Linked DNA regions of Mus musculus: region 1 is linked to region 2. A link is a loop called in an ENCODE intact Hi-C map of the cell type or tissue named here. Cell type or tissue: heart. All regions are shown on one strand. Each heading gives the region's core, and the rest is flanking DNA. Links, peaks and the distances in the headings are about the cores only.

Region 1 (7,222 bases), core at 1,513-4,012, 340 kb after region 2:
ACTCACTCCCTTCACAGGAAAGCAAGTACAACTAGCCGCCTTCATTTCTTAACACTTAGTTTGGGTTGGGAGCTCAGCAAGGAAGTAAGACAGTGATGAGTGGTGACAGCCAGGAGCTGAAGTTAATGACCATCAGAGTGAAAATACTGTCCACAGTGTGGGCATATTCAAACCCCTCAAGACAGTTTACCTTACAATATCGTAAAGCTTCCATTAGTGTTAAGAATCCTACAGCTGCTTGTTCATGGATACCGAGAAGTTCTGCAAAAAAAAAAAAAATAAAATAAAATAAACAAAACCAAATTCAACACTGCATTAGTATATGTAAGTCTGAGTCATGTGTGTGCATATATATATGTGCATAAATATATTTATATTCAAACCATGGCAAAATGTTTCTTTCACCTAAAACTATCTTTAAACCTCTGCACGTATTTACTAAGATGTCAAATCAATGATAGTATGTTCCTGGTCCTTGTTATGCTGTGTTTGGTTGATGTCCCTGGGAGTCCTGCTCTTTTCTGAGGGAAAGTGGATGGGGACGTGGATCTGATGGAAAGGGGAGTTGAAGGGGAGAGATTGAAGGGGTAGGGAAGGAGAGGAAACTGTGGTTGGGATGTAGTAAATAAAACAATAAAAAAGTTAAATCAAATAATCATGTTATCACTATTTATTATAAAATGATACCAGGTAGCTTTGTACTGGGTAAATGTAATGGTTCAAATGTAGATTAAAACTATTTATAAAAGTATTTAATGTTAATTTTTTAGTTAAGAAAAAAATCACTTGGTAACCCAAAGACACACACACACATACACACACACACACACACACACACACACACACACACACACAAATACACACACACACTCATATTCACATGTGTGTGTGTATATATATGTATATGTGTGTGGACATACATACACATATACAAACATATATACATACACACACATATGTGTATGTATGTATGTATGTATGTGTGTATATATATATATATATACACACACATATATATGTATAGTATATATAGATATCTATATATGTCTATATATATATGTATAGGATATATATATATATCCACATACACACACACACACACACACACATGTGTCTCTCTCTCTCTCTATATATATATATATGTATAGGACATGGATATATATATATATATATATATATATATATATCCACGTAATATATATATCCACGTATACACACACACACACACACACACACACCTCCATAAAAAGAGGTAACTTGACTGACCCTTATTTTCTAAAAAAAAAGAGCTTGCTTGTTAAATCATAAGTATTAGTATTTATTATGGGATAATGGTGACCATAACTAAATAGCACTTAAAACATAATTTTTGCTTCTTTCTTTCTTCTTCCTTCCTTTTTCTCGCTCTCTTCCTTCCTTTTTGTTTGTTTTTTTTTTCTTTGTATTTTTGTTTGTTGTTTTTAAACACAGGGTTTTTCTGTGTAGTCCCAGCTGTTCTCAAACTTGCTCTGTAGAACAGTCTGGCCTCAAACTCAGAGATCCATTTGTCTCTTTCTTCCCAAGTGCTGGGACTAAAGGTGTACACCACCACTGTCTGGCAAAACATGGATACTTCAAGCTACTCCTTTCTATTCTAAGTGAAAGCAGCCAGTGTGCTTAAGGCTGTGAAACAGTGATGACTAAGACATAGTCTCTGCCTTATAAAGAGCTGACGAAGGGCAAAGAGAAATGATACAAGCTCTCTACATATGTACATACACACACTCACACAGAGTAGAGTGTGGCAGAACATGTTTCCATGTCAGGGAAGAATGGCAACATCTGAATTTAATCTGATGGTATATGTAGAAAATTCTAAGACCAGAGAAGACAAGAAGAAAAATGTAAACCCAAAGATAAGAAAGAATGAAAATTAACATACTCAGGTAAGGAATGAAAATCTGCCTGAGATTCCTGGTTTTTCAACATGGGGCTTTACAGTGTTGCACAGGACAGCTCCAAACCCTTGACTTCAAGGGTCCTTTCACCTTAGGCTCCTCTGTACCTGGAACCACAGGTGTGTGACACCACATTCAGTTCCTTAAACCCATAACCATGGCAAACACGATAAACAGTGATTAACTGGAAGGAAGACTTCAAGAAAGATATTCTGGATTTGTGTGAAGGCTGAGCATGACTTCACTTTTATGCAAACTGTGACTGAGCTACTTTGGGGACTTCTAACTGGAGACAAGCAGCTGGCAGTAGAGCTCAGAAGCACAGGCTGGGCCAGCCTGGTGAACACTAATGGGCCACCAGCAGAAGGCTAGACTCACTGACGTAAGGTCAAGCAAGTAGTAACCCTGCAGCTGACGCAGCACAGTAGGTTCTGATACAGACACTACGCACTCACAGGCTGGCACTCACCTGGGCTGGCAGGAAGGCTTTCCGTATACTGACACTTAAAGCTAATGTAAGTAGTAAGTAAGTAAGTAGGACCATAAACATAGATTAAAAAGCTTTTCTCAATTCAACTTCAAATATGAAAAACATTACTATCACAAGTATATCTACTATCTACAAGGAAAACCTCTTTGGAATTGTCCATAAACTTTAGGAGGATTAATAGTATAAAATAAAAACATTTGAGTCCTTGGGTTGCAGCCACCAGGGTTTAGGAGTACAGCAAATAGCAGATAGGGTAGAAATGATATTCTATGGTTAGCAAACAGCCTGTTTCCTTTCCTCTAAACTGTGAGCAGAGGCAAATCTTCCTGTTAAAGAAAAGCACATTATGTTGAGAACCAGGGTCCACAGTCTAAAATGCATTACCACCACCTAGTGTTACAGCCAGATATTACACCATGGATTTCCATGGGGTTAGTCAAGTGTCTACAATGGTTGGTTTAAAATATCATGCTACTAAATACAGAAAATTAGACCTCCATCTATCTTAGTGATGAAGTATTCAGATCTGGTGGAGAATCACATGCTCATATCTGGCTTAGATATTACTTTTACTACGAGCTGCCTCAGAATACTATGTAGCTGAAGATGGTGGCCCTTGAACTCCTGATCTTCTACTTCTTCCACATGGAGAATACTACTATGACTAGCACTGGATGATAATATTTCAAAATGCATTATTCTCATACCCTCAAGCAGAATATAAACTTAATATTATTATCATCTTAGATTAAGCACAACAGTAAAACTAAATCTAATAATTTTTATACCAAGTTGTGAAACAATATTTTCATATCATTTACAGAACTTACTTACATTGGATTTTCTTTAAAAGTCTCAGTCTTTACTTTTTGCTTACAAGAAATTGGCAATTTTATGACTATCTTGCCATTGCCTATATTATCTCATAACAGAGAAATGAAGAGTATCCAAATTTCCAATTGAATTTTCAAACTACTGGTTTGATTTTTTTTGTTGTTTATTTGTTTTTTTTTTGTCTTTTTGTTTGTTTGTTTGGTTTGGTTTGGTTTTGGTTTTTCGAGACAGGGTTGCTCTGTGTAGTCCTGGCTGTCCCGGAACTCACTTTGTAGATCAGGCTGACCTCGAACTCAGAAATCTGCCTGCTTCTGCCTTGCCTCCCAAGTGCTGGGATTAAAGGCGTGCGCCACCACGCCCGGCTACTATTTAGTTTGATGGCAAAGAAATAAAACTTTTTTTTTTACCAAAAGGTAATATACAATTTTATCTATAATTCAAAATAAACGTTGTATATATACTATACAACATAACCTGAAATATTCATCTTTTTCAAAAAACCAGGAGAAAAGAGAAAGAGAGAGAAAGAAATATCACCTAAGCCAGATACTTGAGCGTGGTTCTTGACCAGATCTGTGCACTTCATCACCAAGACAGATGGAGCCTCATTTCCTGAATTTAGTAGCATATTTTAAATGGATCATTGTAGATATTTGAAAACTTTTTGCCTCATATACATATTTGAGAGACGACAATACTTAGTCTATTCTCGGTAGTTTTCAAGTAGAGACTAGTCATTACCTACAGTCAGTTTTACAATAGACTTCTTAAACTTGTTACTTTTTACTGAAATTTTCCTCCAAGGCCACACCAACTCCAACAAGGCCACAGCTCCTAATCCTTCTACTCCCTCTCAAACCGTTCACCAGCTGGTAGCTAAACAAGCTAATCTCTGAGCCTGAGGGTCATCCTCACTTAAACTATCATGTAAGCCAACCTGATTTGGACTGTTCCTTAGTTAACCAAAGTTGTCTCTTCCTAGGTGAGGCTAGGTTGTGTCAAGCTGACAATAAAAACTAACCAGCATATCATTTACATTTATATTCTGGATGTTGTTTGAAATATACAATCCTGTTCAAGTTAAGCATACATGCACACTTACACTACAGAATGACCGATTATCTCAAATGTGGATTTAACTAGGATACTAACTTTACCTAACAATCTGGCTCTAGCTAATGTGTTGTAGAAGTAGTACAATTTCAGGACAGCAGCATTTCTGATTTACTAGTTCTGATAAATCATAATTTAAAATGATATTACTTAGTTATAGAAATGATCATATTCCTTAGAGTTTACATTTCCATATTTTCCACTTATCTTTAAGCTAATGACCATCAACTATTGCTTACAATGAATCATCAAATAAATGTATAAAAATGATGAATGGACAAGACATAAGAAAATATTAGACATTTGAAGAAAATACTAGAAAGTATTAGTTTTATCTGGGGAGTTGATATGGGGGAAGAGCAACCAAATCCTAACTGACAAAAAAGTTCAAATGATTGAATATTATAGAAGTGAAACCCTTGGGAAGAAAAGATATCACTAAACAAAATTTACTTAAGAAAAGGTTGGGATAGGGGGTGGGGGGGTGGGTATGGGGGACTTTTGGGATAGCATTGGAAGTGTAAACGAGGGAAATACCTAATAAAAAGAGAGAGAGAGAGAAAAAAAAAAAAAAAGAAAAGGTTGGGAGAGATGCCCTGAATTGTAAAGAACTAAAGGACTTCCAGAGCCTCAGACACTGTGGTAAGCCAGCCCTCCGCCTACAACAGCAGATGATGAGCAGAGGCAGTTCCCAGAGGACAGCACAGCTGCAGGCTTACACGTGAGCAAAGGCCTGAGCTCAGGTTCATTAGGACGCAGAACAAATGTCAATTAGAATGTGTAATCCCTTGTCAAAAGCTGACTAACTTTTAAAGATGGACAGTGTTCAGTCATCACCAGGATACAGAGAAAACACAAGTCTACAGTCAGAAAGATATATTGATATTTTAGGGACAAAGTTGCCATAAATTGTTAAACAGATATTCCTAAAAATGGTAAATCTTCTGAGTTAAAGTATTATCCAGGATTAAAAACACATGCTTTCACAAAACCTTGCACGTAGGTGTCCCTGACAGCATTACTCCTAACAGTCAGGTAGCTATTTCAAATGTCCAGCAATTGATGATTGATAAAGATGTATGGCTCACCATACCCTGCAATATCACTTGCTCATCAATATAAGGAAAGAACTGGTATAGGAAAACACTGTTCAAAGTGAGGGAAATTTGATACAAACACCAGTGCCATATAATTCTATTTATATGAGTTGTTGGCATGGAGCGGATGGAAGTAAGGGGAGCTGATGAGACCAGGATTTCTTTATAAAGTTAGAAAACTATTTAAGTTTTGATTTATTCTACATTTCAACTGAGTGGCATGCATAGTATATAGAAGAGATTTCAATAAAGTTATTACTAAGAAAAAGTTCCTTAAAACACATCTACTTTAGCAAGTCAATCGTGCATGAACATTGAGTAGGCTTGCCTCACACAGTGTTTCTTACAGGTCTGTCTGATAGAAGTCAAACTGGAAACTACCCACATGCTCACCAAGGTAAAATGCTCAAGGCAAAAGATACACATGATGGTTCAAACACCAAGCAACGTTAATAAATAAAGGTGGAAAGATGCCTTGTCCATACTCCACTCAACATTCCCAGGTCACACCTAAAATCCAAGTTCTCCTCACCGCCAGAGGAGTGATCGTTGCTAGGTTAATGAAACAAAACAGACAACGGCAACAAACAACCCCCAAACCTAAGAGCCTTACAAGTGGGATCTGCTCCAGGCCCCTCCCACTGCCCTCTTCTCATGGAAACTCATGGACGCTTTGCTCCTTAGAGCAACGGACTCACATCTCTCCTCTTTACTTCTGCACATTTACTACACTCACTTAGACCATCGGTAAACTTCCATGAGTGTCCTCAGTTGAATGAAACCTGTTGCTTTTTCTCCCTTGCATATCATTTCTTCAAAGGAACGTCTACTGCCAAGGCTACTTCATGCTCATGTTCCTGTGTCCTGTTGCTCCTATAAAACTGTCTCCTTTCCCTTGTCTTCAATGCTAGGCTGTCTAGCACTGAAATGTAGTACACAATGGCAGCATATTGGAAGGATCAAACATTGTCAAAATATACACACCTGTTAGGGCTTTCTCGTGCTTTGTGTGTTAATGCAGTACTAAATGCAGTTTAAAATCCTGCTAATTATCCTCACTTCACCCTCACCTCTAAAACGAAAAGTCCTACAAGTTCTACCTCCTGTAGACTCTACCACAGAAGATGTTCTATACAGAATAAGCAGAGGCTTTACCATGGTCAGATATCCTGGTAGTTTACTTTCTGATGCTTCACTTTGAGCAAATTAATAATCATCCAAGTCTTAGTTTATTTTTTTTTAAGATTTATTATTATATCTAAGTACACTGTAGCTGTCTTCAGATGCACCAGAAGAGGGCATCAGATCTCATTATGAGATCTGAGCCACCATGTGGTTGCTGGGATTTGAACTCAGGACCTTCAGAAGAGCAGTCAGTGCTCTTAACCACTGAGCCATCTCTCCAGCCCCAAGTCTTAGTTTCTTAACCATACCTGTTAAAAACACATATCCAAAGTATATTGCTTATAGGAAGGAAATAAATAGGCCATATCTTTTCCCTCCTGTGCCTGTCTGTCACTGTCCTGTACCTCTCTCCTTGTCTATGCTATGTGCCACAGCTTACAAATTGTGATTCCTCTCCAGTACGGCTACACACGGACAGCATCCTTCCTCCCCCTAGATCCTACTGTGCTATTTCTCCGTTCAGTGCTTACAGTGGTACAGCACTGGGCAGCCTGCATGTTTCCATCCAAGCCCATGCTGCCGCATTCCCTTACCAGTGCTCATCACAAATGTACTGCTTCTCAAAC
Region 2 (7,222 bases), core at 2,082-4,581:
ATAACCCATTTCACAGCTGCTTTCAACCTTATTTTATGAAATTAGTCTTGTTTGGTTCAATGAGATCATCACATTAGCATTGAGCATATAGCCAACAACTGTAAGGAATGAAGTCCTAGATAAACTATAAGTGGTATGAGTCACTTTAGGATTAAAATATCTGTGGATCAGCTAGGCAGTAGTGGTACATGCCTTTAATTCCAGCACTTGGGAGGGAGATCTCTATGAGTTTGAGGCCAGACTGGTCCACAGAGTAAGTTCTAGGACAGCCAGGAATACATGGAATTTGAGGTTTGGTCTGTTGCTATGTATTGTAATGCTAAACACTGGCCCTGGTTGCCTCAGGGTCAAGGAGAATCTCACGTTCACCAAATGATGCTATGTAACCTTGTTCCCCAAGTTATCCCTGATTGGTGACTTAAGATGCCTCTGATAATAGCTGGGCAGAAGAGAGGTGGAGTTTTAGTTCCCAGGCTTGGGGTCTGAGGCAGGAGACCAGAAAGAAAAAGAGAGAAAGGTAAAGAGGAGAAAGGACGACATGAGATCGGAATATGAGCAGCCCAGATGGAACATAGCAAGTCATATTGTGGAGCTATCGACAGGGACAATAGAATAGATAGAATAGAGGGAAGACATCTGCCCAGCTCTAGTGTTGATTAAGGCTTTATAAATATAAAAGTTTATGTGTCATTTACTTGAGAACTGAATGATCAAAGGCAAGCTAGAAACCCCTGATTGAGATTATATATTTACTACAACACACAAAGAAACCCTGTCTTGAAAAAAAAAAAACAAAAAAACGGAAAAATATATCTGTAGGTCGAGTAGTGACTTCATAGACATTTTACTGTGACATTTCTAGTAAGTACACACTTGCAGAGATTATTCTTTTATTATTTATTTATATGCCTGCCAGGTAAAATAGTTTATGTTAATAAAGTAATATAATGATCCTTGTCTGGGCCTGTAGAGATAACTCAGTAAAGTACTGCCTTGTAACCTCAGTTCACTTCCCTATAACCCATGTTAAAGATTTAAAACCTGAAAAGCAAGGTGTGATGTCACACATGTATTCCCAGTGCTGAGGAAGTAGAAACATCTAGATCCTTGGGGCTCCTTGTCCAGCTAGCTTAGCCTTCCGGATGAGTTCCTGAACACTGAGAATTCCCCACACCCCTGGAACACTCAAGGTGGAGGGTGTGTGAGGAGCGACAGCTGAGATTGTCTGACAGTCTCCACATGGCTTTCTGACACATGCACACATCAGTTGTTCTCAGTGCAGTCTGTTTTTGATGAGACTTCATTGATACTGTTGAGTACTAAAATAGGGACTAAAAATAGAGAGTATAGGAACATGTGCTTTGAGTTCTTGGGTGAATTTTATTTAAGCGGGGAGTTACATTCCGAGAGGCGTCTGAAGTGCTGAAGGCCATGCTCAGGTGAGGACCGAGAATCGGGGGAGAGTTGTTACTATTGCCGCCTAGGAGTAGGATCCTCTTGTCTCCTTCTGTTGGGGCAAATGTTTAATACTAATTGGGGGTTTGTATCTCATCTTGGATCATTCAGTTCCCCGATAGAAGACACACAACCTTTATATTTCTAATAAGCCTTAAAAGCACTAGAGCTGAGCAGAATCTACACTCGAAGCTATTCTATTTCCCTGCCTGTGACCCTGTGATATGACTTGCTGGGCTCCACCTGGGCCCCTCTTACTCTTACTGACCAAGCTTCAGGGCCAGTTTTAATGATTCCTTACCCCATGGGATCTTCTCCTCTCTCTACCTACTCTCTTCCCTCTTGTGGTTCTGCCTCACACTCCAAGCCCAGAAAGCAAAACCCCACCTACCTCTCTTTCACCCAGCTATCAACTGTAGGCATCTTTATTGACCATTCAGGAATAACGGGTGGGGGTGAGGGGCAGTGAGCAGTATTAACATCAGTGTGGTTCTGCCTCACACTCCAAGCCCAGGAAGCAAAACCCCAACTACCTCTCTTTTACCCAGCTATCAACTGTAGGCATCTTTATTGACCAATCGGGAATAATGGGTGGGGATGGGGGGCAGTGAGCAGTATTAACATCAGTTAATATGAAGAGAATATTAATAGAAGAGACAGCATTAAGCTGCTTCATACTTGAAGTATAGGACTCTAGATAATGTGAAAAAAAAAAAAAAAGAAGTTGGAGCCCTCAAATGTCTTTTCTATATGAAGGCTTAGGAGTGCAATGGTTAGAGACTACCAGAGACTGCCAAAATCCTCACGCTGAAGGATTCTTTGGCTATGGAGACTGGCTTAGGGAAGGGCAGGCAAATGATGGTGCCAGGCATCTTCTGTAAAATACTCACTGCCTTTTAGGAAGGGAGGGAGTGTAGGCTCCCACTTGTTCAAGAGTCAGTGATACCGTTGACAGCAAGGGAGACCTCAGTGTGGGATCTCAGTGGCTTCAGTCTTACAGAGCAAGCAGCATTTCACCGCATTTCATCTCCTCTTCAATATGTGGTCCTCAGGTTCAACCCACAATTATTTCCTTCTTTGAAAGCTGTAATGTGGTCTTCCGACGAAATATTCCAGCATTGCCTTTTGAATTGCCAGGGCAAAGATTCTTCCCTACATCTGTCCCCTGCAAAGAGTATTTTGGGAAAATGAATCACACATGGTATTCTGCTCAGATGACGCCGGCAGGCTCTGATGGCAAGTCTCCAGGGAGATTTGGGTTCGATAGTTAGTCACCATGTCCTATGGACTGTGCCTTTGAAATGTCGCTCTCATCTTGCCTTTGGAATGTTTCTGTTCTCTTTCCTGCTCCATGTTGCTCTAGCCAACACTTTTTAATCTCTGTTCTGGTTCCTGGTGCCTGGCTTTCAGCACCTTGTAGCTGGTCAGCTTAGACTTCTTGCTTAGAATCCTGAAGTAGCTTCCATTTTCTCGTTATGGAATGGACACATCCCTTCCTAGTATTAAAGCCTTCTCTCATCTGTTCCCAAACGACCCATCCAAGCGTGACTGATCTTTCTCCATGTCACAGATTCTCTGTTCCCATGGGACCAGAATCCTCATGATGCCCAAGCCTTGTCTGCTGTCTAATTTACTTTTTTTTTTTTTTTTTTTTTTTATGAGCCAGAGGATATCCCTGCCTAGTCCTACATACATTCTTCAGTGTATAGTCATCCAGGGCCAATGTCCTGCTTTTATTCTTCTATAAATGTCTTTAAGACTTTCTAATAAACCAGAAGAAACACAGTTTTTGATTTTTTTTTTTTTTTTAGTTTTAGGGCCAATGAGATGGCTCAGCTGGTTTGGCAATTTGACTTCAATCCCTGGATTCCACAAGGTGGCAGAAGAGAACCAACTTCTGAGAGTTGCCCAATGAGTACACACACTCATACACACACACACACACACACACACACACACACACTCACACACACACACACACAAGCACATGCACATATACAATATATGCATGCACACACAGATACAATCATACATGCTCATAAAATGCATAAATATATAAATACTTTTAATGATGATAATTCTAGTGTATACTTCTTTAATGCATTTAAAATGTCTTCAGCAATCATCGTAATTCTTGATAAAGACATGCTTGATGAATTTTGCGTTTCTTAGAACTGAAAGTGATTAGAGTCAGCTTCTGAAAATATATCACAGTTACTCTAAGTTAATTCAGGAAAAGTATGTGTGTGTGTGTGTGTGTGTGAGAGAGAGAGAGAGAGAGCACGTGCACATGTGTGCAGGCACATCTACGTGCATGAATGCATATGGAAGCCAGCGTTTTATATCCTGTGCCTTCCTCATTTGCCTTTCACCTTATTTATTTATTTATTTATAGACAGGGTCTTTCATAAAACCTTATTTCACTGATTTGGTGAACCTAGTTACCAATAAGCTCCAGTGGCCATCCTATCTCTGTCCATGTTCTGGGACTACAGACATGCATTGTTGCTCATACCTGACATTTTTTACAAACGTGGATGCTAGGATCAAACTCAGTTCCTCATGTTGTACAGCAAGCGCTGTACTGACTCAGCCCTCTCCTTGTGCCCCTTCTGAAGAAACTTCACCATCTTCAGGAAATTGTGGTCTTTGCATTGCAGGTGTGGAATGAGGTAGGTTACAGTGCCCATTTTAAAAATTCTCATAATACAGTCATTCCTGTGACCAGCATCTTATCATCACCTCTGTCAACAAAGGTCCCTTCAGTCTCCCTCTTTCTGTAGAGTACAAGAATTCCCACCTAAGTATTGTGTTGATTCACTTCATTGTTTTAAAAAACATGGCTTTCTTAGTCAAAGTCTTCACAGAAGTTGAAATGCATGCCAAGATCATTGTCTTAATACAGCTTCGAGCACGCCACATCTCTGCACACATTCTTCCAAGTCTGAACGTAACTACTGCTTTTGGGGCAGCACATGGGCCATCATCTTCTAGGGAAGTAGGATCTTGACCCATAACTAAGGCTAGTTTTTACATAAACAGCCACAGTGGAGGTTGCCCAAATGTCTGTGTCTGTCCACAGACTTATAAATAAAAATAGTCAGCTGGAAGTTATAGCTGTCCTTTGTTAGAAGAAGGAATTTCTTTAATAATCAAAGAATAGCAGTTTTTAATTTCTCTCTTAGATAGCAAGGGCTTACTAAGGAACTTCTCATGCCTCTTGTAGGATCTTCACTCTGTGTTCTAGAATATTTTCAGGAGCCTTCCTTGTGGGTAATCTTCCACACAGTGTATACTATTCCTGGGTTAAAAGATTCACACCTTGAATTCCATTTTTATCTCTCTCTTGATTTTCCTTAAGTTCTGTGTTGTTTCCTCCAGGTTTTCCAGTAACTTGTTTTGTCCATTAGCAAAGATGACAAAGCAGACAACTCAAAGATGTTTGCTGTGAGTTTATCTCCAGCCTGGATTCTCATGAATTCTGTAACAACCATTCCAGTGTGAACACAGCGTCAGAGACAAGACTGGGCCACGTTAGCTCAATAAAGATTCCATTACTAAAAGTGACCTCGTGGGAGGAGGAGCACATAGGGGGTCCATTGACCCCAAGTTCATCTTTGGGTACTGACATGAGATTTAGCTTTAAATAGAGAAGAATTTGGAACAAGAAAGCATGTGGATAGCGGTGTTCATGGTCAAAGGGGGCTTTCTTTGGTCATTGTCTCTGCTTCAGCCTTGAAGGTAGTCCAAGCCCTGACTGTTTAAGAGGATACACCACTTCTGCTTTAGGGTGCAGCCTCATCACATGGATGATTTGCCCACAAGGCCTTGCTGTTTCCAAAATACAAGCAGACTCACTGTTTAGGACAATGACTTATCTTCATGCCTGTAGCCTTGAAAAGGAGTGAGATAGATTAGATAGGCAGACACTCCTTCAGTGGTTACCATAATTAGGCAGAGTTAGGCAGGAGTTCAACTCAAGGTAAAGGAGACGGAAAGAGATTGAAGGCAGAGATGCCTGCTCTCACCTTGCACGTCCTTACTTTCTGAGCCCAAGGGAGGAGTTAATGCTCAGTGTAAAAGCAGCTTCTAAAAGCGTGTTATGGGACCCACTCATCACTTCATCTCATGTGACATGAAGTAGAAGTGATGAAGTGGTTGGTGCAATAACTCCACTCCTATTTTGTGTGCCACTGGGCCTCTTGGGCTCATTGCATTGTTCAGGTTAGAGAATTTAGCTTTAGTGATTTCTCGGGGATGCAGGTAGCTTCATACAAGGTTCACCTACAAAGTCATCATTCCTTTCTGAAGTTGTCTCTGGAGATATCAAAGCTTTTGGGAGACATCTCTAGGGTACACAGTAAGATGTGTCTAAACCCTCAAATGTGGCGGGGTGGTGGGCTGCTCTTGTTTCTCTTCTGTCACTCAGGGATTACTCAAGTCTTCAAGGACTGACCTGCTTCATTGTGATTTTGGTCACTAGCTCTAGGACAATTAATTATGTCTTCCATTACATCTCATTGCTTGATTTCTTCCATTTTAGGACATCTGCAGTGGAGTTTAGATTTAGAAAGCATGCTTTTAGATGGAAGGGTTTGTATCTATACCAAGAAGGACAGAATTCCTTACCTCTTAGCAGGGCTATTTGTAAGCTAAGATTAAACTTGATGAACAATTGTTGAAGGCTTAGTTTCAACACACTATGTAAATCCCAGACCTTGCCTGAATGCTGCATGAACCCTGTGGATAGCCACAAGAGATTTACATTTAGGGATGGGGATATCTGTCTCTCAAAGTGGCTGCCTCTTAGTTGGAACAGGAAGCTGGGGAACCCGTGGTCTTGCAGCCTTTAAGGGTGACTGGAAAAACTCAACTGAGTTCAGCAGACTAAGGTATCATTCCATTTCTCTATGCAGATGGCTAGAAAGCAGTCCCTCCTCACTCCAGGCATCTCTATCCAGGCTGTGTCTGGTTGTATGGTTGTTTATTTTGGAAGTGTCACAATAAATAACTGGAGAGAGGATATTAGAGAAAGTCTTCTTGGGAAAGGTCACAAATTCTTTGGGGACATAAAGCCTCCTGCATGTGGTCACTAATAAGAGGAAATCGCTATAGATAATATTTGCTTTTTCTACATTCCCCAAGGACAGTAAAATAGAAACAGGAACAAGCAGTAGAAAAAAAAAATCTGTTATTTGTTTGTCTAGAAAAGCCTTCTATTTTAGTCATTTCTGCTAAAGCAGGGACTGGACTCTGAGCTGATGTGGTGCCCTGATAGTTGTTGGCCAGATCTACTGGATAGCTTGGGAATCACAGTTACAGCAGGAGGAGTGAGGTCTTCTCTTGTCCCACCAGGCCTGGGCCAGTGCTTTGTGAGATGTGGCATTGGGCCTCTGGTTCTTCCTGTTGGCTACAACCCGAGAATTCCTAGTATAGCGTTTGGAGACAGCTTTGCTGCCTTAGGCAAGGAAACAGGAGGAAGAGTTAAAAAAATCAAATGGCAGAAAACAATGGCAGGTACTGTTTGCACATATTCAGGGGCTCTCCGAATCACTCTGTGCATCTCTCTATAAGGGTTTTGGCTCAGTTACTCACGCAAACCTCCACAAGGACCATGAGTCAGTGCCAAAGCTTACATCACCAGGAAGATAAAATAAGACGTGTGCGTGTGTGTGTGTGTGTGTGTGTGTGTGTGTGTGTGTGTGTGTGTAGCTTAGGGGACAAAAGGAGGCGCCAGCCACATCTGGGGCAGTGACCCTCCCCAGGA

Evidence for each region. Peaks named below come from ENCODE experiments on the same cell type or tissue, not always from the same donor. Only the 100,000 strongest peaks of a DNase experiment are listed, where the experiment ranks them.
Region 1: it touches region 2 in a loop (5-fold over the local background); 7 of 42 quality-filtered maps call a loop at or near these places.

The regions. Positions count from the first base shown.
Region 1 is chr2:12,386,419-12,393,640 of GRCm38, forward strand. Mindy3 (MINDY lysine 48 deubiquitinase 3) reads right to left here. Exons shown (of 15, transcript NM_024185.4): 9 at 191-261. Among named protein-coding and RNA genes, the nearest start is that of Mindy3, 29 kb to the right of the region's middle. In heart, for the core only: a CTCF peak has its summit at 2,830; no DNase peak of the experiment used is centred there; H3K27ac peaks cover 462 bases.
Region 2 is chr2:12,046,845-12,054,066 of GRCm38, forward strand. No RefSeq gene overlaps it. Among named protein-coding and RNA genes, the nearest start is that of Gm34768, 150 kb to the left of the region's middle. In heart, for the core only: a CTCF peak has its summit at 3,310 (motif pointing right); no DNase peak of the experiment used is centred there.